5 separate regions of the Homo sapiens genome follow, and regions 2, 3, 4 and 5 are each linked to region 1. The links are chromatin loops, found by intact Hi-C in ENCODE. Cell type or tissue: heart left ventricle. All regions are shown on one strand.

Region 1 (5,000 bases):
ACTGGTTAGGGACCCCATGTTGAGAACTTCTGAAGGACTGAGATACTTTACCACCAGCATACTTAGCTATCACATCGTGATGCTTAGGGAAGATATAGCATGATATTGTAAACCAAAAGGTGTCTGAGACAGATCTGTCAATTTAGAGGTTTATTTTGCCAAGGTTGAGGATGCAACTGGGAAAATGAGGCACAAACTACAGTAGGATCAGTAGGATCTGTGGCCTATGCTTTTTCCCAAGAGGGTTTTGGGGACTTCAATACTTAAAGAGGAAAAAGTGGGCAGGAGGGGAAAGAAGAACAGTGAATTATGCATTTTTACATAAGGTAAGTAAACAGAGAGTAGAGGAAGAGGTCAAATATGCATTTGTCTTGGGGTGGGTGGAAGGATGATTCCTCCGCTTGTCTTTGTCCCATTCCTGTGACGATAAGCTGTTAATTTACATTGTCAGGGTGAGGGAGGCCACCTGGGGAGATATGTGGCCTTCTATCTTGCAGCTATCTCTTTAGGAACAAAAGGAAGGCAGTTTTTTTTGCATGATTCAGTTCCCAAGCTTAGCTTTTCCCTTTGGAGTAGTGAGTTTGGGGGTCCCGAGATTTTATTTTCCTTTTACAGTATTAACTAACACATGGCTCCCTTTTCTCTTGATAATTTTCATTCTACGGTGGAATTAGGGCCTCATTCTTTGCCACACTGAAAATGTGATTGATCTTTGAAGATTATCCAGAATTACATAACAGTCAAGTGACAGATGTTATTGGAAGCTGATCCTCATTCAGTGTTACTGTACTAAATGAATGAATACTGAAATTAGACTGATATCTATTTTTAAATCTTTATAAATTTAATTTTTTTTTCTTTTTTAAAAGTTAGTGTTTAACAACTTTCTTAGCTTGATTATGACTGCCAGGCGTGGTGGCTCACGCCTGTAATTCCAGCACCTTGGGAGGCCGAGGCGGGTGGATCACCTGAGGTCAGGAGTTCAAGACCAGCCTGACCAACATGGAGAAACCCTGTCTCTACTAAAAATACAAATTTAGCCAGGGTGGTGGCACATGCCTGTAATCCCAGCTACTTGGGAGGCTGAGGCAGGAGAATTGCTTGAACCTGGGAGGCAGAGGTTGCGGTGAGCCGAGATCGCGCCATTGCATTCCAGCCTAGGCAAAAAGAGCGAAACTCCATCCCAAAAATAAATAAATAAACAGCATGGCCATAAAATTTATTGTTTGAACAGGAATACATTTGAGAGTGAAAGAGGGCCCTATTAATAATTTTGCTGCAAAAAGATGTAAACTGGGGCTGTTCCAAGCAAACTAATTGGTCACAGTAATTAAAAAAAATGCAAAAATATTTTTGCATTTCTACAAATTTGATTTTCTTGGCTTTAACTTTGTACTGTGGAGTCAAGGTTCTGTCAATATTTCTTTCCATTTAGCTGGAGAAATAATAAGAGGGAACTGTTTTATTACTAAGTTACTTTTCAGAAGAGAAATAAAATAAAAAGTAAAGAAATAAAAATTTAAAACTAGGACATTTTCTTTTTCTTTTTTCTTTTCTTTTCTTTTCTTTTTTTTTTTTTTTTTTTTAGAGATACAGGGTGTTGCTCTGTCTCCCAGGCTGACACTGCAGCCTCAAATTCCTCTGCTCAATCGATGCTCCTGCCTCAGGCTCCCCAAAAAACTCGTTTTATATTTGTTTATTTTTATTCCAGACTATTGTCTGTATTTTGGTGACATGAGGAGGATCAGACATAATTCTAAATGAGTTCAGAGAATTCTTAATTTCCATTCCTAACTGGTTAATCTCTTTTGTTTTTGAAGCAAATTATATGTTTAAATGCTCTGCCTGAGAAGTATTCTGGTTTATTGAATTAAAATCATTTTAAGAATTTTTTTTTCGGATAAAATGTGAAGACTCAAAGATAAGGATACATTCAGTCCAGTATTTGCCCTTGCTCAAGGAGAAATGCTGTTTTAAAGTCAAAGTGAAAATTTTCTTCCAAAACTTCTGATTATTGTTTTTGTCTATGGAAAAATAGAAACTTGGGGCAAAGTGTAAGGACTGATGCTGTTGCAAGTCTGTTAGTGCACACTTATGCACACAGGCCAGAACAGGTCCGGAAGGACATACACTTAGAGGTTAGCAATTTTCTTTTTTTTGCAAGTCTGTATTTTCAAAGAATTAAGATTTTAATTTTTTGCTTGTCTGGTTGGAATGTTCAGTTTCCTAAACATCTCCTGGGGAGTGAGTACGTCTGCACTTCAGGAAGTGCTCTTGTCCGGAGGGCAAAAGGTTGGGGGCGCATCCCCGGGTCGCGGCTCCTCCAGGAAACTTTCCCTTGGGGATCCGTCAGGGCCTCAGATGCCTCAGTGGATGACAGGGTGAAGATGCCATCGCTCAGTCAAGTCCAGAAGTTCAAGAACTCCTTGCAGGTGAAGCAGTCACAGGATAGGGTGGGATCTTGTGGGAACCTAGCAGTAGGAATTGGCGCGAGCAGCTCGGTCACCGGCCCTACTGTCTCAGAGGGCGGACCCAGCTCGGGCTGGTAGTGGGGCGGGGGTCGCAGGGCGCGGGCCGGGCCCTCAGCGCGCATGCGCGACAAGGGGGCGGGGCCAGGGCGGGGCTGCGCCCGGCGTCTAGAGCGGCGGCGGCTGGCTAGGGCTGCGGCGCGCGTGGAGGGTTCGCTGCTGGTTTGCCGCCGGGTCGGGCTCCGTGGGCCGGGGCAGGAGGACCAGCACCTGAGGCCGGGCCCGCAGCCCGCGACTTCACAGCCAGGCGGCGGCGCTGCTGCTGCTGCGGGGCTCTGGCGCGCAGCCCGGCGGGACAGCGGGGCGGCTGGCGCCGGGGGCCGGGGAGCGCCAGGTAGGTGGGCCGGGCCGGGCAGGAGGCGACGCGGCCGCCGCGGGGGCCGGGGCCGGGGACGGACAGCGGGCGCGGGGGCGCGTCCAGGTCCCCGCTGGGGCGGATGTGGACGGCGCCCGCGGTTTTCATGGAAATTGCACTGCCTAACGGTGCCAGTGGTCCACCTGCGGTGGCGTCTTTTGAGAACAATCCGAGCCCGGCCGACCCCCAGCCCCGTGAAGACGCGGCCGCCCCAGCAGGGAGCCGGGTGCCGAGCGGGCGCGTGGCCGCGGGACGCAGACGCGGTGCCTGCCCGATGCGGCTCCAGGGCTGGGTCTACGGGCTCCTGAAGCTGGAGGCCTTGCCGTGTTTGGGGTGGAAACATAACCGGGTGAAAGTAAACATGCATCTCCGTGTGGGAAATCTGGTCTCCATCCTCGAAACTCTTCCATTTTCTGCCTGCCTTTAGACCCCGACAACATTTCTAGCATCTTTGCTTTCTATATTTTATTTCTCTCTGGCTTTGCTAGTCAATTAATTGAGGCCTGAGAAATGTGCAGGGATCTGTGGCTGTCTCTTGAAAAGCCAGCCAGGAATGGGTAGGCCCCAGAAGACAGACGTTCAAAATGTCAGAGGTAAATTTGTGTCTTTGTGGGCGAAGGAAGGGAATGTTGATGGTCTCGCTTCCCTTCCCCTGTCGCCTGCCCTCTGACATTACATAATGATGGGTTCTTCCTGCCCCGAGTTCATCCGTAATGACAGACCATGAAAATGTTCCTCTGGGTAAGAAAGACCTATATGTGGTAGAGCCCATCTTCTCTTTTGCTTTGCCACTGAATGTGTCTTGTGTTGGGAACCTGCCTAAGAGTGGAATTTGATTTGTCGCCTGCCCCTCAGGGCATTTAAACCAAGGGAATGGGGGTGGGGTGGCGATTTGGGTGTTGCAGAGAAATTCTGACTGGTCCATCTGTTCACAGTGGGTTGTGTGGACCATGGGGAAGCCAGTGGGGTTGAGGACAGAGTGGGTTGACTTCGGTGTGAATCATGGTTCTGCCGCTTGCTGACTCTGGTTCTTATCTCTAAAAGGTGAGAGCAGAGCCTTTTTTGCTGAGTTTGTTTTGGAATCTAGCTGCTGTTGGCGTTGGCCAGTGCACGTAGAATTGCTTGCTATAGGTTGTCCTAGAATTGAGCCTAATTTTTCTTTGGTTGAAAAACACACTTTCTTTAACGGAAATTTTGTTTTTGGATCTAGGCTAGGGCATTTGTTTTGGGGGTTCTTTGCTGAAGTGTCGACTGCTAATGTACTGTTTTCTTTGAAGAAAGATGAATGATGGGGCCCATGTAAGAAGGGCAGTGTGGTTGGTCTGTTGCAGGAGTGGTGCCAGGAGGCCGTGATGCTGTCTGTCCCAGGGGTGGCGTTGCATGTGAACGGGCCTCTCGGTGCCTCATTCCCTGTGATGTCTAGTAAACACGCCTGTGAAGCCAGAGCTGCTTGGTAGAGTTTGGCTTGAAGAAAAGGCTTAAAGAAATGGATGTGGACAAATTCAAAGAGAAAGAAACATTGTGTTTCTACTGAGCTCCTTATAGAATTAGTCTGCTTACCTGGCCACCTTACTCATCATGTAGCTACTTTTTTCATTTAGATTATTCTGTCTCAGGGTGTTTAATCTGCTTGGGTAAGTCTTGTTTCCCAACTAGATTCAGAACCAAGGGCAGATATTATAGTGCCTCCCTGTTTTCAAAACTGGATATTTTGTAGTATTGCTGTTAAACTGAATATTAGCGTTTTTTAAAAAAAAATCACTTTAAGGAAGGATGAAATAAAATAATACACGAGAGCTATTTGTAAACTGTAGAGCACTAGAAAAATGGGATGTGTATGACAGAGAACTATCAGCCCTGCAAGTCCCTTTAACCAGCTGCCTGCCTAAGAGGGAGCGTTCTCAGCCAACATCTCTTCAAATGCACACGGGAATGGACCTGAAGGCGGTGTGGGACCGACTGCCCCACTGATCCCCAGCCCAGGGCTTAACATCTCAAGAGTTCAGTGAGGCAGAGTGGAGGGGGAGGCTTTCCACCAAGACTGTTTCATCCTGTTTTCGTTTTTAAATGAAAAGCTCCTTTTCAGTTTAGTATTCCAGAAAAGTTGCCACAACATC
Region 2 (5,000 bases), 160 kb after region 1:
GCAAATGTTCTGGAATTAGTGGTGATGGTTGCACAACTCTGTAGATATAATAAAAAACACTGAATTGGTAAGTTTCAGTGTGAATTTTACGGTATGTGTATTTCTCCAAATAAAGCTCAATAAAGCTATTACTCAACAAAGATGACAGGGCTTTATAATATACATTTTAGAGTTGTTTACTTTTATTAATAAAAAGTTAGATCACTTATATATATATACATTGAAAAAAACTATTATTGTCCCTTTCCTGGTGAAAAGGAGTATACACAACAGACCTTTGTGATATTCTGCAACAATGACCCATATTGCTGTGGAATTCTCACTTTTTAGTAGAACCTTTAAAAACTCAAGTGAGCTGTACAACGCCCCGATTGCTTTAACTCCAGTGAACCACGGAGGTATAAAGACGCTAGAGTTCTTTGTAATTCTTCAGTGCCAAAAATAATAAAGTTGGAAACTTGGATTCCTGTTTGACTCTACTGTATTAAGTGATCAGAATAAAATTACTGTAAGGCTAATCTTCAACCACTTCATGGTTTTCATTCTTGCTTTCTATAGTGAACATCTGTTGTTTCCACTTGCTCTAAACCCCTTTCCTTTTGGGATTCAGCCCACTACTCATCCATGTGATTCTGACAGGAGTTAGCAATGACAGTGCAGATAGATAGCCCAGGCCTGGCCAAGATCACAGGCCCCCATCCCCTCTTCCACAGGGACTGGTCCAATGCAAGGGCAGGTGATCCTGGGAAGACCAGAGTCCTTTTATAGATTTGATTTGTGGACCCTGAAAAAGGAAGTTCTCTCTCTCCCTTTTGAATCATGGATAATAAGGATGTGGACTTGGAGCTGACACTGGCCCATTATGTAGAGCGGGCCAGACTGAAAATGTAACCAGGAAACAAAAACAGTCCGAAGATGATGGTAAAGAGCCTGGGCAACACAATCTGGGGCCTAGCATCAGCTATGCCTGTGGACGCTATTAAAGTGCTGAGGTTATTACTTCAGTGAATCAGAGCACAAATGAAGTATTTCTTCTCTAAGGAATCAAACACAATTCATTTTAGAACTAGACAGGAAAAGACTGAACTAAAGAAAAAGTTTTATCCTAAACTTTCCCAACAGACACCTTCTGGATAGGCTGCATGTTATCGACTGTGTCAGTCAAATCAGTGGCCTGTACTAATTGGGTAATTCAATTGAAGAGTCAAGTTTGCAAATAACAGTCTTTCCATTTTCTGTGCTTTAGAACAATTCTCAAAACACATTTATTATGCTCCCAACCCATACCTGTTCAATTAGGTTTTTCTTCTAAAAATAACTTGGATCAAGAGAATCATTTACTTTATACATATTCGAAAACAACTCATCCACTTTCTTCAGTGTTCCACGGAGGGGAAATCTGGTCCAACCAAACAGATGTAGTAAAAAGTATGTTTCCTGTTTTGGCTTCTTTGTGTTAATGACCAGGGAAAATATTTGTTGTTTTCCATGTTGGCTTCAACATAATGCATCAATATCCTTTTCTTCCTCTGAATCTTGCCCTGTTATCCAACTGAAAATAAATATACAATTAAATCAAATTTGGTACAATGTAATTAATTAAACACCCCTTACTTTGGTAAGGGTATCACCGCATGAGAGAAATAAACCAGTTATTAGCAAAATCAAAAAGGTGATGACATCAGAACTACCAAGAAAAACCACAGTAACAAAGATGGCATTGGCAGGGCACAGTGGCTCATGCCTGTAATCCCAGCACTTTGGGATGATGAGGTGGGCGGATCACAAGGTCAAGAGTTTGAGAGCAGCCTGGCCAACGTGGTGAAACCCCATCTCTACTAAAAAACACAAAAATTAGCTGGGTGTGGTGGCATGCATCTGTAATCCCAGCTACTCAGGAGGCTGAGGCGGGAGAATTGCTCGAACCTGGGAGGTGGAGGTTGCAGTGAGCCAAGATCGCACCACTGCACTCCAGCCTGGGCAATAAATAAATAAATAAATAAATAAATAAATAAGAAAGATGGCATTAAAAATAGAAGTTCCGCTTAAGGGCAATCAAGAATCCAAATTACATTTAACTGTTTATTTGGACTATACTCAATATACATTCTTCTTCTAAAAAACTTAACTTTCTAGGTTTAGGTTAATATTCAAATATATTTGAAATCTTTAAATTGCAACTGATGAGCCCTGAAAAATGTTAAGTAACACATTACTTTGGGATTAAAAATCCTTCAGGTGAATTACCACCTCACAAACTGGCAGCACGTTCTTTGACTGAAGCCTCACAGTGCAGTCATTTCTTAAGGGTAGTAGGTAGAGCAGAGGGTTCTCAAGTCAGTTTGTAAGGCAAACTTGCATAGTCAATGTCACTCCCCAAAAATTCTATATTGGGGGTCCCTAACCTCCAGGCCATAGACCTGTACCAGTCCATGGCCTGGCAGGAAGCAGGCCACACAGGTGGTCAGCAGCAGGAGAGGGAGTGTTAGGGCCTGAGCTCCACCTCCTGTCAGATCAGGGGCATTACATTCAGATCAGCAGCATTAGAGTCTCAGGAGCATGAACCCTACTGTGAACTGCACATTCAAGGGATCTAGGTGGTACGTTCCTTATGAGAATCTAATGCCTGATGACCTGAAGTGGAACAGTTTCATCCCAAAACCATCCCCTGCCCCCTTCCCCGTCCGTGGAAAGATTGTCTTCTTCCATGGAATTGGTCCCTGGTGCCAAAAATGTTGCAGACCACTATTCTATAGGAAGGAATTATTTTAGAGACAGACCCTGCCAGTTAGTCCAACAAAGTGTGGACAGACAGCCATTTATTCACTGAGCACTAGGTAAAGTAGCTAAAGCCATACTTTTAAAAAAAAATTTTAAAACACAGGAATCAGGATGGTGAACTGCTCATACTATGAGAGAACAGCAGATTCAAACTTCCCATCTCACCTTCAATAAGATGCACACTCACTTTAATAGCATACAAAATTACCCACACAATTTAAATGTTTATATTTCTGGGTTTTTTGCCAAGCATGTATAACAAGTTGCATTAACAGCGATATGACTCTACTCATTTTGGAGGACTAACAGTAAAACATGGTCTTGGAGAAAGATTATAAAAAGGTCCCTAAGCTGGTCGGGTGTTAATGGCTCATGCCTGTAATCCCAGCACTCTGGGAGGGAGAGGTGGGTGGATCAGGAGTTTGAGACCAGCCTGGCCAACATGGCGAAACCCCATCTCTACTAAAAATATAAAACTTAGCTGGGCATGGTGGCAGCTGCCTGTAGTCCCAGCTACTCGGGAGGCTGAAGCACGAGAATCACTTGAACCCAGGACGCAGAGGTTGCAGCGAGCCAAGATCACACTACTGCACTCCAGCCCGGGCAACAGAGCGAGACTCCATCTCAAAAAAAAAAAAAAAAAGGGTCCCTAAGGTGCTCTTCTCAGTGTCAAAGTATATGTGAAACTCTGCCTTGTACTGATATTTAGAAATGGTAAGATCATTTTACTTTTTATGTAAGATTGTTAAAAATTTCTGCTGAAAGTAGATAAATTGTAAAAATAAAAAAAAATCTGACTTCGTTCTTTGGAGATCGAAGACTGAGCTTTAGGTAGAGAATTTCAGAGGGTTTACTGCACACGCTTTGAAATTCTTGACAAAGTTAAAGGTTTGCATTTTACATGGGTAACAAATCTATGTGAGAGAAGGCAAGAAAATCCTCCTCTATTCACACTGAATGACAGGAAAAGATGTCACTTAAGAAAGTAAACAGAGCAGGGCCAAATTTAATCTAACTTTACACCCTCCCTGGATCTGATTAGCTGGCAAACATGCTCCAAGTTCTTTGTTTACAACCACTTGCAGGTCGTAAGTATCAGTACCCTCCATTTCTTTTGTTAACAAAAAGGAAGGGATTTGCAGTGTAGTTCCTAAGCAAACAAAAGCATGCTCAAGGCCAGGTGTGGTGGCTCACTCCTGTAATCCCAGCACTTTGGGAAGCCGAGGCAGGCAGATCACCTGAGGTCAGGAGTTCAAGACCAGCCTGGCCAACATGGTGAAATCCCATCTCTACTAAAAAAATACAAAAATTAGCTGGGCACAGTGGCAGGCGCCTGTAATCCCAGCTACTCAGGAGGCTGAGGCAGGAGAATCTCTTGAACCCAGGAGGCAGAGGTTGCAGTGATCTGAGATTGCGCCACTGCACTCCAGCCTGGTGACAAAGTGAGACTCCGTCTCAAACAAAAAACAAAAAACAAAAAAAAAACATCCTCAAGTCCAAGTGCTTTCTTCCTTTAATGGGATGCTCATATTTTTGGTTTTATACATTTCTCCAAGAAAAGGGTCTCAGTTTCCATTCCAAAGATCTCCATACATCTTCCAAATCAAAGAATGTTAGAATGAACCCCAGAGATTTGTAATCTCTTTTTAGGCCCTATTTCTACAATCCATCCCTCCAAAATTCAAACACAGATACTGACATTTTCTCTTAGTCACATAAGGCACAAATGTATACACCTTGGAGCTCCACATTATATGTTTGTATACAATTGCCAACTGATCTGAACTCGAGTGGCCAACATCAACTTTTACCCGTATATACCTGCCGAGACTTCATTCTCACACTTTCAGAAATGCATGAAGTTCAGCAGCTGTAGTTAGCACGGTGACAGAAGAACATAACAATGAGCTGTGGGTTTTTATGAACGCTACCTAACGTTAACTCACTGGAGGAAGAAATATTATCTATGTAATTTTTTCCAAACCATATCACTGCAACTTACCTATAACTATTAAGTCATTCATATATTTAACCTCCCTATAGCTAATTTTTAGCATAGGCTTTTAAAAATCTTTAACCACTTACCACTGATCTTTTACACTCAAAAAATGCGTACTTCAAAGAGTTGCAGTATCCTTCCTTCAAACACTGCCGAGGTGATTTTCCTTCCTATGACAGACACATAAAACAATATAAACACCTTGGAAATTTTCTCACAA
Region 3 (5,000 bases), 74 kb after region 1:
TTAAGTGCAGTTTTTCCTCCTAATGAACTCTGGTCTTCAAATGGAGCTGGGAGGAAAAACAAGGACCTTGGGAATATACGAATCCTTGGTGAATTACCTTATATTAATGAGACCAAGAAGAGAAATCGAGTTCAGCTGTGCAAATTAGCTTTGCGTTCTGGGCCTTGATGACTTAAATTGCAGATTCTAATTAAATGTCCCCAAATAACTATGAAGTGCTTCTAAGGTCTTTTTGACCTAAAAGTTTCCGTGACCTGTGAACTCTCTCAAGTGTAAAATTAGTCTGTAGATGTACCCCTTTAAGCATTTCTATCTCCAGAAACCTCATGATGCCTAGGATATAAACCACCCTCCTAAGGGCAGAGCAGGCTGGTGGAGTGGGCAGGGACCCTGCAGGGAGAGGTGGAAAGGGGTAGGCATGGGTGAGTTTCGGAGCTTCCCCAGGGCTGGCAGGATGTTGGGGTACAGATGTGTCCCTCTGTTAGGTGGCCTGTCTCCACTGTCATAAGTGAAGGGGGTGACCGACACCTTCACTAACAGGCTGAGCAGGGCAGCAAGGCAGGCAATGGAATGCTTTAGACACACTGGGAAAAGGTTCAAAAGGGAAGAGCCTCTTCTTCAAGCTGAAGTCATGCCTGGGGTGCTGCCCTGCCTCTGGCCAGCATGGGGTGCAAATCTTCAGTGACACAAGAGTATGGCTGTTAGAGAAGGAGGAAGACAGTTCCCCATGATCACACCCCCAGCATGGCTGTCATCTTGATGCAGCCGCCTGCTGGCTGTCCCCTCTGTACAGTACCTCTTTAAATGGCTGCAAACAGAGCAAAGGTGGGCTATTTCTTTAAAAACACATGATGCAGAACTCACGTAAGTTTTTTTTTTAATGCTATGTTGTCTTGTATACACTTTGTATTGGGGTATAAAAATCACCTGTGTACAGCTCAGTGAATTTCACACAGTAAAGTCTGTGTGTAACCCGCACCCAGATCATTTCCAGAGCCCCGGAAGCCCTCTCACCCTCCCCAGTCAGTACCCACCCCTTCAGGATACCACTCTCCATACTCTGGATGCCACAGATTCGTTTGGCCTGTGCTTGAACTTCGTATGAATGGATTTGCCTAGAATGGTCTTAACTTTTCCCCTTGACGTTGTTTCTGAGACTCATCCCATTGTTTCATCTGTTCTACTGTTGACGAACATTTAGGTTGTCTCAGGTATCTTGCTACTGTGAATGTTGCTGTTCTAAACCTTCTCTACAGGCTTTTGGTGAGCATAAGTGTGCGTTTCTGTTAGCAGCTCCCCCTCTGAGTTGTATGCCAGGTCACAGGGTAGGTGCATGTTCAACTTAAGTAGAGACGGCCAGTTTTCCAGCGCGGGTGACTATTTACGCTCTACCAGTAGTATCACTTCCAGTTACTCCACGTCCTCATCAACACTTGGTACTGTTGGTCTTTTGTCATTTTTGCTATTCCAGTGCTTGTGCAGAGGTATCTCATGGGTTCAGTTTGCATTTCCCTGATGACTAATGGGGTTGAAGAACTTCTCCTGTGTCTGTTGGCTTTATTATGATCATTTTGATAGCCAGATAATAGTGTGTCTTATGGATGTTCCAGAACATTCTTTTCTTACCTATAGCTGGGCATTTGGATTGCTTTATTATTATAAGTAATGCTGCAATAAGCATTTTTACCCAGTAGTCTTTTCCATGTTCTATACTATTGGCAAGAGTTTTGTTATCATTTACAAATTTTGATAATTAATGCCAGATGGCTTTCTGAATGTTTGAACTACTCTAAGATGGAGTAACAATATAGGAGAGTCCTAGACAGCTTCCCCCAGGTCCTCCAGCAATGTGTATTCTCATTGAAGAACAAACAAAACTCTTTTGGAGGACGAATTTAGGTGAAGGAAAGCATATTTAGCATTGCGTTACTTAATGAGTTTGGTCACTTTTTCAAAATGTTTACCATGTGTGTTCCTCATTTATAAATTCCTACCTTTTGCCACTTGCATTTTGGTGAGTTTTTTGTTAATGTGTACAACCATTACTGTAAAAAGCAGATATTAGTACTGTAAGCACTTTCCTGTTTTACCAGTCACATTGCACATTGCTTCACTTGTGTGCCTTTTGACGTTAACCAGCAAATCTTCCCCTTGGTGATTTTTATTGTGGCTCCCCCACCAGGCCACTGCCGTGTCTGCAGAGATGCCCAGACTGAAGGTCCCTGGGCACCCCTAGTGGGAGGGATAGGAGCATAGCCTGTGAGAGAAACTGAGTCAGCCCTGGGCTAAGCACTCTGCTCTTGCGGTCATCTGATTCCCCGACCCTGGTGCTTTGAGAGGGATGGCTCATGAGCTGAGCCCTGCCCTGTGGCCTGCCAAACAGCCCCTGTGGTGCTGGGACTGAGTGGGGCCTGGGGGCCCAGCAGCAGCAGCATTGTGGGAACTCAGTGGAGTTTGCAGAGCCCTCTCCTGTTCACGCACATTTGGTTTTCATTGCAGCCCCATGAGATGGGTGCAGCCCATCCATCCTGAAGGGCAGGGCCTTAAGAGGGCCCTGCAGCTTCTCCCAGGGCCTACAGTTTGTGAGTGGGGAAACTGGTCTCACATTCTCATCCCCCTAAACCACACCCAGCTGCTCACCTGGCTCTTTAGGACAGGCCCAGACTCCCCCAGCAGATCAGCCCTGCAGGGGAGAGGAATATGTGCTTTCTCTTTCTCATTTATTTTGGGTTTGAGCAAAACTTGTATTTTTGAGCCAGAAGGTTGGATTGGGGTGTGGAGCTCAAACAAACATGGAGTAGCTCTTGGCCTCCACGTTTCTAGGCATTGCAGTCTCTCAGAAACTTCATGTTTGACCAGCTTGTTAAGTTTTCGCTTTCTTATTTTTAGATGATGGATTTGGACATGCTTCTATGAAGAAATGCCACATGGTCCGAGAGCAAACATGTCCAGTAAGTTGTTTGGTGAATTAACCCAAGGACAGGAGCCCAGGTCCTTCAGGCACAGGGTGTGGACACCCTTTGAGAAGATCAGGGCTGTCTCTGGAAATATGAAGACCTCTGAGAGAGTGTTTTAAACTAGGCTTATTGCTCAGTCTAATTATCTTAACTTGTAAAGGTTGGTTCTTTCTAGAGACAGCAGGAGTTGTAGCATATAGGGTTGGAAAAACCTGAAACACCTTCTCGCTGCTTAATCTAGTTCTGAGAGCAGAGTGTGAGCTCTGGAGCTCTGAGCCATGTGAAGCGTGTGACTCAGCCTGTGGCAGTGTTTTACCCAGAGCCCTCCCTTTCCATAGCACAGCACCCTCCACTTCGCTTAGGCCCAGATTACATGCTTTGCGGGAAGGAAAGCCTGAGACCCAGACACACGTGAAGTTTATGCAGCTCTGGGAAGAAAGCCAGCAGGTTAGAGTTGTGAGCTTTGTCTCACTAGTGTTTTGCCACCTGTATGTAGCCCGTGGACAGCAGACTCTTCTGCAGCTCTTACCCTTCTCACAGAGGTTGTGGTGAATTGATTTAAATATTTAAAGGTTCTAAGAGACTTGCCAACAGAAGAGCATAATAAAGAGAACAAGAAAATCTCGAAAGCCATATTTTATAATTATATGAAAACCATCATTCACTGTGGCATATCTCTGCTGAAGAGGACAGGACATCCTCAAGGGATCCCATGGACACCCTGTGTTGGGGAGTGGGGAGGAAGAAGTGACCAGAAGGGGCAGGGAGCAGTGGACAGTCCACCCCGGTTCCTCACATGCTGGGGAACCCTGTCACTGTACCTCGCCCCCGGTAGGTCACGTTCTTTCTAAATGAGAGCATGATTTCTCTCCATCACCGTCCCCATGGTTTCTTACAAGTGCTCCTTTTCTCAGGGCTACTGCCACTTTAGTGGACTAGGGCTCGGTGCCAGCACTTCCCGGGTAATCAGGCGTGGTCTGACCGAGGATCAAGAAGCACATCATCACCAATGACATCATGACAGCAAGAGAGCACAGCCCTCGCCATGGTGCCAGGGCCCGTGCAATGCAGCGGGCTTCCACCATCGACGTGGCGGCCGACATGCTGGGCCTCTCTCTGGCAGGTGAGCCTCACAGGGCCTGCACCGGGCTCCAGGTATGAGCTCACAGCACCTGGGCTCCACACTGCAGCAGTGCTGGCAGGTACCCAATGATTCCCCATGACTACCCTAGACTACAGGGTACCCTGGTTTGGCATCCTTCTGGTTGAACCAGGAAATAGGGAAGGGGGATGTCAGCCCTCTTCCTGTGAACCGCTTCTGCTGGAGCCTGACTACATTAGTTTTCCAGTTTGGTGGCAGGGGCACCACCAGGGTAGTGTGGGAATGTCCAAGTGTTTTGCTGGCCCATGCCCAGGCCATGGTAAAAGCCCTCCCTGTTGTGGATGTGTAGATCTGAGGAGGAGCAGGGGTTTGGTTGTGGGGTCAGGGACTTCTTAGCAATCTCAAAAACAAAATATTTTTAAAATAAAGAAATTGTCTTGCATGGCAGTTTTTGTTGTTGTTGGGGGGAAGTAGAGGGTCATTTGTGCATTTAATCTGAAAACAGAGAAAAGTTTATTAAGGATGATTTTTCTGTCATTTCTTTTCTATTCAGGAAATATACAAGACCCAGATGAGCCCATTTTAGAATTTAGCTTAGGTAGGTATCTTTCATTATTTTTTTGTTTTAAAAAATATTTTACTTAAAAATGAAAACAAAAACACTACCACCAGTGCATGGGCTTGTCTCAGAGAGCTTGCTGCTGCTGCCACCACTGCTGCAGCGTTTCTGAGAAGACGGAGCCCTCACAGTTGTGAACTTCTGTGGATGGGAAGGCACCTTGGAGCCTCCGTGCCCACAGGCTCCTGTCTCCTCAGCATGGGGCCCGCCCCCTTGGGGGTATGCTCTCCACAGGTGGCTGGGGACAGGGAGGTGAGCCCACCTAGAGCTGCCAACAGAGACCCTCCCCACCCCCACCCCAATGGGGGAAAGGGAAGGAGGG
Region 4 (5,000 bases), 120 kb after region 1:
GGCCCATGCCTCAGCTGACCTCCACGGCAGGCCAGTGCCTTCGGACTGAGCTGGCTGTCGCCTGAGCCTCAGTGGTGCCCAAGCCTGGGGCCATACCCAGCAGTTAGGGCCAAGAGAGGGCTGGTGGCATGTGCATCTGCCCCCACAGAAGCTCAGGGGGTCTTCTCAGTTCTGGGCTCCTGAGGGTTGCAGAACTAATGGGAAGTCTCATGGGTCCCCGGGCAGCACACAGACAATGCCTGGCCTGTAGAGCCCTCCTTGTTGTGTGTCAGCTGGGACATTTCCAGAAGCACTGATGGCTTTTTCACAGTTGATGCTGATGGACTAAAATGGTCCTTGCAAGGAGTTCTTTTGGCTTTTCCTGGAGAACTGCATTTAATCTGGGCTAAAATATACACACTTACAAAGGCACACACACTCTCCCTTTCTCCCTCCCCTACTGATGAGGGGAAAATGCAGAAGCAAAGTACGGATTTGAAAGTGCTCTTCAAAGTTATCTAAATTAGTATGGCCCATGAATTCACTACCGGTCTGCGAACATTACGGGTTAGGAACTAGATAAGGAGTTTTCTACAAAAACGTGGGTCAGCGACGTCACTCAGGACATTGTTTCACTGAGCTGATTTTTTCTCATAACAAGGCTTTGTCAGTGAAGGAGGCAGAGTATAAACCCTTCACCGATTCCAGTGACCCAGGTGCCTTTACTTCACTAGATCCTGCGTGGAAATCATGTTACTGCCCAAGAAACTCACTTTGGTTGAACTTTTAAAAAATTGTTCCAGGCATGTCTGAGTCCTTCTCTGGGCAGATAACGACACTCACCTTCTACCAAGTTCCATATCTCCTCTTTTCCAGGACAAACATCTTAGTGCTTTTTAGCCATTCTTCCTATACTACAATTTTTTTTCATTTTTTTCCTAATGTAGCGAAGCAATCGTTCTCATAGGAATTTAGTTTAAAGAGATATAGGCAAAGTGAAAAAGTTGTATGGAGAGAGCTTGTTTAGTCAAGTAAGACCAGTTGTATATTTTGATCATTTTCAGATTAAAATAATCATGATTTTCATGATATGCATGACAGCTAGAAGAGCAAAGTAAAATTGGCAACATTTGCTTTAAGAGCATGTACTTCTTAGAGAAGGATAGTCTTAAAGACTGCCTGCCTTTCCCCAAACCGTTTGGCGAGAAAAACTTGTTTGCCTTTGGCATTTTTAATAGGCACTTCATATAATTGGCATACATTCAACAGAATTCTTCAAAGAAACAAAAACATGGTCTCTGAGAACTTTAGTGGAGGAAAGAGACTCGGACATTATCTAGTGCCTCTCTCTCATTTTATAAAAAAGGACCCACATGGCTGAGGGGTCGAGGGCCTTGCCTGTGGTCACCTCTGCTCAGCAGTGGCCGGGGCCGGGCCTCCACATTTTCCACCTCTCAGTTCAGTGTCCTTCGTCACCATGATTCATTTGCTAAGACCTGTCTGCTGTGGACTTGCTAAATTTAAGCCTGCTTTTTCCATTACAGATACAAATCCTGTCCACAAACAGTTAGCGTGCCTGCATGTACAATTAGGCCACCTCCAACTTTTGAGCTGCTACATATACTTAAACATTTGCATTAACCAAACACTGAGTGTAGGGAATTCTTTTATATGTTTCAGTATTTCTTTAGGTTGGTTTCTCAGTGAAGTGCTAACCATCCAGCTTGAGAGAACAGGGCCAAGCCGCCCTTCTCTCGGTCTCTGAGATTCTGTTTATCTAAGACAGAGTTTATCCTCTGGCAGCCGCACAGCTCCCACAGCCCATGGCCTTCCCTGAGTGCCGTGCCGGGACATGGCCTGGCGCATTCTGTGGCTCGAACCCTCACCCTAAGGGGCATGTACTGCCTGGGCTTCACTCCATGACTTCTCACCATGTTTGGTGTGGTGGATTCACCAAGTGGTGATGGTCACATGCCTATTTCTGGTCTTAATCACCTGTTACAAATATAACCTTAATGAGAGCCTGTCTTCTCTTTTAAATGTCTTCTAAATAGGAAGGAAAAAAAGAGTCAAAACCCAAAATATCTTTCACCCTGTTTTTCTCCCTTGAGGTTCTATTTTTAAAAAGTTGTTTTGGTATAGGGTCAAAGTTTCCCTATATTCCTAAAAGAAAACTAAGCTAGAAATAGTACTGGGGAAGGAAGGTGGGGGTGGGGAAGGAAGTGAGTGCAAGGTGGGGCCGTTCTGAGGGCTGAAAACTTGGGAGCTGTGGGGAATAGTCCTCCTCCAGGTGTGCAGGGGTAAGAATTGAACACAGTTGCACACAAGGCTTGGCAAGGGCAGAGGAGTCTCTGACTTGACTTTATACCCAGGTCAAGAGAAGGGAGATCACAGAGAACCTTTCTGGGTGTCCTTCCTCTCCGGGTGGAGGTGCTACAGGGCTGTGGAAGGAGATGGGCCTCTGGGGACAGAGCATTTTCTGGCCTCGTCATGACTTGCAGAAGCTTCTTTGTTGTTTTCCTCCGAAGGCATTGTCTTGAGTATTTCTGTTTAGGGTCCCCAACAGGTTCAGGAGACCAGGCATGTCTTGGAGGTACCGGAGTAGAACTGGTGTTTGAGGTTGCTGGAAAGAGCTGGGGCTAGAGGGCTAGAGGGCTAGAGACTGGGTTGGTTCCAGACAGAGCTGGAAGATGAGGTGGAGATGGGGGAGTGGGAGGACTGCAGTGGTTAGGGGCCAGGTGACTTGTTAAATTGCCAGAACCTAATTCTTAAAATCTCTCTCTCATTGTGATGACCCCTTCGCTTGTGCCCCAGGTGAATGGAGTGAGGCCCTTTACCCGCTGCTGACCACTCTCACCGACTGCGTGGCCATGATGAGTGACAAGGCCAAGAAGGCCATGGTATTCCTGCTCATGCAGGACAGCGCGCCCACCATAGCCACCTACCTGAGCCTGCAGTACCGCCGTGACGTGGTCTTCTGCCAGACGGTAGGCCCCGGGAGCACCCCGAGGGAGACCACGGGCACCTCTCAGCTCAGAAAAGACAGGCTTAGGAAGCCCTTCCCTCTCACTTCACTTGTAAAAGACCCCAGATGGCCATATTTCCTCCTGGTGGTGCTTTAAAGGTTATTTAATAGAGAGGTCTACATTTCAACACAGTCAGGAGAACTACCTTGGCAGCCCATGCTTGCTTCTCCCAAGGAACTGGCACCTGCAGAGTCTGCCGATTCTGCACCCAGGAGATAGTGAGGGCATGCATGGGTGGCACAGGCTTCTTTGCTGCGTTTTTTTTTTTTTTTTTTTTTACTGCACAGAGGTTGAGTGAGGGCAACACAGGTATTTGCTGTCAGTGCAAACATTGCTCGTATAACAGTAGGTGCCTTAGCTCTGCAGCTTGTTGCAGGACTCTCTTATTGTTGAGAGAAGTGAAGCCTTGAAATGAATGTAACAAGTTTAATAGTTGCCAGTAATCAAATTAGTAAAGTGAACAGTGATTTGGGGTTGGGCTGGTTCTCTACAGGTTCCCTCACCCATCCTGGAGAGTCCTGTTTCATCCCATAGAAAATCTCCCACTGGGGAAACTTTGAGTGACCATGTTGTCTCTCACTTCTGTTTTTTGCTGGGGCTAACTCAGTTTCCAGCCAGGGGTGGCATGGCTCTATGAGTAGATAGACCCTTTCACTGTGAGTAATTAATAATGGGCTTCCAGAAGTTCCAGCCTAGGAATAAAGCCAGGTATAGGTCAGGTCAGAAGCTGGGCCAAAAACCAAACCCACTTGGTGAGCGACAGGAATAGCAAGCCCACTGTTGGGCGTCTTCCCATGGCCAGGGCATGCCCCACCTGGGCTTCTCAAGGGATGGGAGGTGCCACTGAAGCCCCTTTGAGCAGTGGCAGCAGAGGAAGGGGGCGGTGGGGGGCTGGGCATGATCTGACTGCCATTTGGTGAGCAGGCACCTGACCCTGAACCTCTTCACCCCACGCTCCCACAGCTGACCGCCCTCATCTGCGGCTTCATCATTAAGCTGAGGAACTGCCTGCATGACGACGGCTTCCTGCGCCAGCTCTACACCATCGGGCTGCTGGCCCAGTTCGAGAGCCTGCTGAGCACCTACGGTGAGGCGCCCGGGCCAGGATCGGGAGCCCCACTTGCGTGTGTGGTTTCCATCCTTTCTTGCTAGGCACTTTTCTCACTATACCAGTAATGCGTGCTTATTGAAATAAATCCAAAATATATAACAGCAGACCAGATGGCAGACCTGGCAGTTACACACGCACACGCCTTGGTTTGTTGTTGTTGCTGGTTGAGGATGGATGCTAATTACTTAACCAGTAACTTCCTGTTGGACTTTGGGTTGTTCCTGAAACACCAGTGCAGCAGTGACATCTGTGCATGAGGCACTTGTGGGCCTGTTTCTGCAGCTACTGAATGACTGGAAGGAGAGTTGCTGGGTCAGAGGGTAGGAATATTTTTAAATTTAATAGATATTTCCAAATTGCCCTCTAAAAAGGCTCTCTTCTTCCTACCCTTGTTTATTATTTATTTATTCTGAGAAGGTGATAGAAAGCATTTGTTAATCATTGGAAATTGAGGACATCGAATAGATATCAAGCCCTGTGTAATGGGAGGGTCTGGCCACAGCAAAGCTGCTTTAGCATCTCTCATTTCGTGTTTCAAGAGCTGGCTTTGCTTTCTGAGTTTATGTATTTGTTTCCCTCCCTACTATCTGGTGCTTGCCCAAGAAATAGTGGGAAGGGATGGCGCGTGTTTCCACCAGATGCATGTTTTGATGTGGCTGTGGGATTTCAGAGGCATTGTTGACTCACAGAGGAGTGAGTTGCAGGGGAAGAGGCTCAGAGACTCCCCCTCCACCAGAGCCACACCTGCACCCCTCCTGTCACAGCCAGGCCTGGGCTTGGCTGCCTTCTGCTGAGACTGGGGAGAGTAGCAGGGCCCTCTGCCTGACAGCCCTGCCCCTCTCTCATGTCCAGGGGAGGAGCTGGCAATGCTGGAGGACATGAGC
Region 5 (5,000 bases), 61 kb after region 1:
GTGTTGGTCGTGAATGTTGCCTGTTCATGTGGTGGTGGGTGCCATCTTGACCCAGCTTTGCCAGGTCTGAGCAGGGGTCTGTCTTTGCTGGTGAGAAGGGATGCTCATTGCAATTCTTGTGGGCAGGTTCCTCCCTGGTTTGCCCCAAGTGAGAAAGAGATTTGTCTTCAAAAGCCCAGTAGGAGAGTCCAAGAGAGTACCAGGACTTTTGAGATTGGTTTGAACAATTGAGATCCTAGGGAGTTCTTCACTGCCTGCAAGCTAAAACCCAGCTCTGTGGTCTGGTGTTAAAGGATCTCCAGAATTGACCTCGTCCTGGCTCTCCAGCCCCATTCTCTGTCCTTGATACACAAGACTTTCCTGTTTCCTGAGTGAGTGCTTGTTGCTGGATGCACCTGTGCCTGTTCCTTTTGAAGTCAGATCAACTCGCACCTCATCTGGATCATCTTTTGCCAGATTTCAAGCTTCTTCCTTGCCTCTGTAGCAGCATGGGGCATGCATCTCATTTTGTCTTGGAGTTGTGTTATCTGAATGTTTTACTCCATCATTAAACTGTTGGATTCTTGCAGGCAGAGATCACTTCTGATTCACTTGTGTGTTCACTGTAAGTGCCTAGCTCAGTACTTGTTGAACAGATGAATGGACAGTTCCAGATTACAGACTCCTTTGGACACTCTCATCAGAAGGCATTTCAGGTCATCAAACCAGGCTTGCGTGACAGGATGACAGAGACTCCTTCTCCTGCAGGCAGGGCTCCTGTCTTCTGCCCTGGTCCCTTCCCTATTAGCCTGATCTTTGCTGCTGGTTGAGAAGAGGTGCCACATGAGAAGAAGGCAGATGTTGCTGTTGAGCATGAAGGTGCTGCGTGTCAGTTGGCACTTGTCCCTACATGGTTGAACTTACTCAACCACAGCTCTGGTGGGTAGCTACAGAGCACTGCCCAAGGAAGGGCATGGGCCTCAGAGGCACAGCTTATTGCACTCTTTTAAAAACTGCATTTCTTTTTGAGGTTTCATTATTCCAGCCACTGTCAGCTTTGCAATAAAGAGCTGTGGTCAGTTCACTGTGGAAGAGGCCCATGGAGGACTGCCAGTGGGGGTCCTCCCTCACCAAACACGGAACGCTGAACAACCAGCAACACAGCCGAGTAGCTGAAGCCATAGAACCCTCTCTCCAGGAAGGTCCTATATAAACATCAGGACTGCTTGCTGCCCTTTTGATTTGTTTTAATGAGAATAGGGAAGACTGAAGTCCTTTTGTGTCTCTGCTAAGTGTTCACCCCAACACTGAATGTTTCAAACAGGATTCCATTTTCACAGCTAAAATAAACAGGTTATACACCACTTTGCCAGAGATCTACATGTAGTAAAGTTGCTGAATGTGTGACCACTTTGTGTTTCCATGGGACCTAGAGGACCAAGATGTCTCTCCCTGATTTCAGTTTGTTGTTGAGGAAGCTAGAAACAGCATTGTAACGTTGGTGCTGCCACTTGGAGGCCTTGGGCAGGTCATCCCCAGTCTCCTGGCTTACTGCCTGGTTTCTAAAATAGCATTGTCTTCCCGGCATTTCATTGATCTGTGATGGTTGCTTCACATTTATAGCCCTTTATGGAATTTTGTTGCTACTCAGAAAATTTTTTATTTTCTCGTGAAGCCAATTTTGACACTTGCGAATTAGAAGGCAGGCTTTCCTAGTGCTTAGAAAAATAAACAGAGCCTGCCTGACTCCACTTGTCTGAAGCACGTTATTATTAACTTTCAACTTATTATCAGTTCTGCTCTTAACGTGGCGCTGTAGAAGGAAATGATGTGTGTGGTGTTAATCTTCAGTGCCTCTTCAGGCCCACGTGCCATCCTGCTGAAGGTGCAGGACTGGCAATGGCAAGGGGGATCTACAGCTTTGGCTGGCCTTGACATTCTGCATCATGTGATTGAGCAAGCCTGAGACCATCTTACCAGATTCACTCTAGGCTCTCTGTCTTTTCTTTGTTTTCCCAAAGCTCTGTTAGCATGGACTTTTGAAAGTTGCCTGAATATTAAAGTACTATACTAATAACTTGCTTTCTAGTAAACAAAACCAAAAGTTGGCTTAATGGTTGCTCACTGACCTGGCATAAACTAGAACACAAAGCTTCCCATTTAGAAAAGGTTCAGGCAGCCTCCTGCTGGGATCTGCCCAACCCCTCTAGGAGGTGGCATGGATGCCCACCTCTTCTTCCAAGGGTGCACTTTGCCTTTAGGTTTGGGGAAAAGTACTGGGCGAGCCTTTGGGACTGTTGTGTCTCATGAGTGGGCTGACCTTGGTGGAGGCTTGCGTTTCCCATGTGGGGCCTGACTTTTTATGTGTCCAGCCAGAGTGATGAGCTCGTTCACTTTCCCTGCAGTGCTTCCTTGTTGAACCTGAAAGAGAGGACGTGGGAGCTTTTGTAGGAGAGAGAGGACACATGCTTTATTCTTGAACTGTGAGGTGTATGTCACCAGAGAGAATTGGAGACAGCGGTGACTGTTTCTCAAAACAGCTTGCACACTCTTCCCTTACCAAATTAGGATTGAGTAAAACCTGTTGGTAATAGTAAATAGAAGGAAGTTACAAATAAAACACAGTAGTCATAAAAGCAGAGCAGAGGAGCCCTGCTCACAGAGCCAGCCGTCACCACAGACGCCTGGGCTTGAGTTGTGTCTTGCTGATTCAGCAGGAGGGTGCATTTCCCCTTCCACTTTCCTGTTGAAATATATTATTTCTGTACAATATTTATAGAATCCCTGTCTCCACCATTAGAAATACAGAATATTCTTGCTTTTTCACTTTGCTATTAGTTGATATTGTTGGCTAGGTTTTGTCTGTTTATCCTGTTCACAAATTTTTGTTTTTTAAACTTTATTTTTTAACTATTTTTGACAGAAACAATAACAATATTTCTTCGAGGGGTTTAATTTCAGCTTAATTTAAGAAAAGAAAATCAAACATGAATGATACAAAAAAGAATCTGCTCTCATCCTAAAGTTCTGCCTTTTGCTTCTCTAGGAAGCCCTGTTTCCTGACTAGAATTTAGTGTTGCTTGATGGGAAAAGCTGGAGATGGAGTCAGAGACTGAGTAACCACAGGAGATGCTTATGAAGACATGGGTGGGGACAGGGCGGGACATAATGAGGAACTCTACAACTGAAAAAGATGATGCCTTTTATTAGCATTTGGTAGTAGTCGAATTAATGTGCTCTGCACTCTCTTCTGCATATCGGAAAGAGCACTGGACTAGTAAGGCCTGCCTTTAGGTCCTACTTCTGCTGCTGCTGCTGACCTTGAGGGAGCCCCTCTACCATTGTGAGCCTGGCTCCCAGGCATCAAACTAGAATAGCTGTCTCTCCCAGCCCAGCGGTGTGGTGTGAGGACCAGGCGAGTCAAAACATGTGGGCAGCATTTGCAAGCTGTGTTGTTGTTGCTCACACTTATATTTCTTCCCCCTTGAGATTTTTTACCTACAGAGACCTCTAGACAAGGTGTTTCCTCCCATGGAGACCAGATGAGGCAGGTGAGCGGGCAGAAGGCACCTTGGCCTGAGAAGTTCTTGGTCTCCTCCTCTCTTGACCCTCTTCTGTGGATTGGAAACATTGTGAGAAACTACGTCCCTTGCTTGCATTGGCAGCAGACACTGTTGAAGTCCTGGGAGAACACGATGCTGTGAACAGACCGAGGGGAGGAATGGTGGCTGCTCCTCACAAGAGGAAGGGGTCCTGGGCACATTTGGACTTTGCCTCCTGGAGTGGCCCACAATGCGGGCACTCCCCTGTGGCAGGGAGGGGGAGTCAAGGAAAGGAACTCAGCATTTTCAGGGCTGCATTTTCACACAGCAAGCCCTAAAGCTGCGTTTGTTTCCTGAAACAATCTTGATTTCATTCAGAGGAGGAAAACGACATTTTGGAGAGTCTGCGGTCTGGGGTGCTTTGATCCTCGTTCACAGTCCAGGGAGGTGTAGCCACATCCCCCTCCTCTGCCCTGCTTGGCAACTCACTTTTTTGTGGAATGGTGGCCGCTGGCCACTGCTGTTTTGACCAAATAGCTGGGTGGACCCTGAAGGGGCCATTCTGGCCATTTCTGGCCTCAGGCTGGGTGACGGTAGAGGATGTAGTGTCAAGGTTATGCGTGACTGATCCTTTCTGTAAAACAGCCCATCCCATCCCTCACATTAAAGGAATATAAACCCGAGTTCATTTGTGTTGGGGTTTGCTTGTGTTAATTTATAGATCACTTTTTTTCTAATTGTTTAAATGTTCTAAACAAAAGAGTTTATGACTAATTATGTGTTTATGTTGTGTGTCTGATACAATGTAAAGCCATCTAGTTAACATGAGAGTTATTTGACCATTCTGTTTAAAGTTTAAGAAACACGTGCTGTAGGGAAATCTCCATTTGGTTACTGAAAGTTGTGATGGATTGAAGGGGTGGTGGTGCTCCACTGCTTTGTGGGAGCTTTCTCCCACCCAAGCTCATGGGTAGTGTTGAAGCCCCCATGCTACAACGTGACCCCCACCCCCAGCCTGGGGGGCCTGGCTCAAGCTGGAGAGAACTGGGAGAGCACCCATGCAGGCGGCCTCTGGTGGCTGGAGCTGGAGAGTTTCAAGTTGGGGGCTGTCTCAGCTCCCACCATGTGGACTGGCTCATTTGCAGAGTGGGAGGATGATGGACATGGGTAAGCAGAGGGGAAGGGCCACATTTGCTGCCAGCCTTGGAGTCAATGGGCCAGCTCAGCCATGTTCCTGCTGAGGTGTTTAGCTCAGCCCAGACTCCTGAGACAAATACGCCTTTCTGCCTAAGCTCACCCCCCTGCACAGCGTCCTGGCTGCTCTATATAGTGTCTTAGCCAGGCTAGCAGGAGTTCCCATGACTGTCCTTACCATGATGGCATCGTCACTGCATCCCCTGGGTTGAGGGGGTGGGTGGTGAGGGCATGGGGTGAATGCAAAACACTGTACGGCAAGGCAAAGGACATTGCTGTGGCTGG

The links. A loop is a pair of places that touch in the nucleus more often than their neighbours do. Peaks named below come from ENCODE experiments on the same cell type or tissue, not always from the same donor. Only the 100,000 strongest peaks of a DNase experiment are listed, where the experiment ranks them.
Region 2: a loop joins it to region 1, with 2.3 times the contacts of the local background. A loop is called at or near these places in 21 of 110 quality-filtered maps.
Region 3: it touches region 1 in a loop (2.0-fold over the local background); 31 of 110 quality-filtered maps call a loop at or near these places.
Region 4: a loop joins it to region 1, with 2.2 times the contacts of the local background. A loop is called at or near these places in 16 of 110 quality-filtered maps.
Region 5: it touches region 1 in a loop (4-fold over the local background); 31 of 110 quality-filtered maps call a loop at or near these places.

The regions. Positions count from the first base shown.
Region 1 is chr2:98,442,224-98,447,223 of GRCh38, forward strand. It overlaps INPP4A (inositol polyphosphate-4-phosphatase type I A), which reads left to right and starts at 2,635. Exons shown (of 25, transcript NM_001134225.2): 1 at 2,635-2,862. RefSeq lists a silencer at 2,465-3,104. In heart left ventricle, no CTCF peak of the experiment used is centred here; DNase peaks (open chromatin) are centred at 2,628 and 3,063; H3K4me3 peaks cover 2,368 bases; H3K27ac peaks cover 1,581 bases.
Region 2 is chr2:98,599,242-98,604,241 of GRCh38, forward strand. It overlaps COA5 (cytochrome c oxidase assembly factor 5), which reads right to left. Exons shown (of 3, transcript NM_001008215.3): 2 at 4,867-4,950; 3 at 73-1,552. The coding sequence ends at 1,511. Among named protein-coding and RNA genes, the nearest start is that of COA5, 6.8 kb to the right of the region's middle. RefSeq lists an enhancer at 2,243-2,412. In heart left ventricle, a CTCF peak has its summit at 2,504 (motif pointing left); no DNase peak of the experiment used is centred here.
Region 3 is chr2:98,516,075-98,521,074 of GRCh38, forward strand. INPP4A (inositol polyphosphate-4-phosphatase type I A) reads left to right here. Exons shown (of 25, transcript NM_001134225.2): 2 at 2,890-2,951; 3 at 3,872-4,080; 4 at 4,613-4,657. The coding sequence starts at 3,975. Among named protein-coding and RNA genes, the nearest start is that of INPP4A, 74 kb to the left of the region's middle. RefSeq lists enhancers at 3,549-4,049, 4,050-4,550. In heart left ventricle, a CTCF peak has its summit at 2,197; a DNase peak (open chromatin) is centred at 2,207.
Region 4 is chr2:98,560,672-98,565,671 of GRCh38, forward strand. It overlaps INPP4A (inositol polyphosphate-4-phosphatase type I A), which reads left to right. Exons shown (of 25, transcript NM_001134225.2): 18 at 2,794-2,966; 19 at 3,969-4,092; 20 at 4,969-5,000. Among named protein-coding and RNA genes, the nearest start is that of COA5, 45 kb to the right of the region's middle. In heart left ventricle, CTCF peaks have their summits at 2,298 and 2,501; DNase peaks (open chromatin) are centred at 1,819 and 3,996; H3K27ac peaks cover 3,268 bases.
Region 5 is chr2:98,503,051-98,508,050 of GRCh38, forward strand. All of the region lies in intron 1 of INPP4A (inositol polyphosphate-4-phosphatase type I A), which reads left to right. Among named protein-coding and RNA genes, the nearest start is that of INPP4A, 61 kb to the left of the region's middle. RefSeq lists an enhancer at 4,752-4,811. In heart left ventricle, no CTCF peak of the experiment used is centred here; a DNase peak (open chromatin) is centred at 2,651; H3K27ac peaks cover 1,474 bases.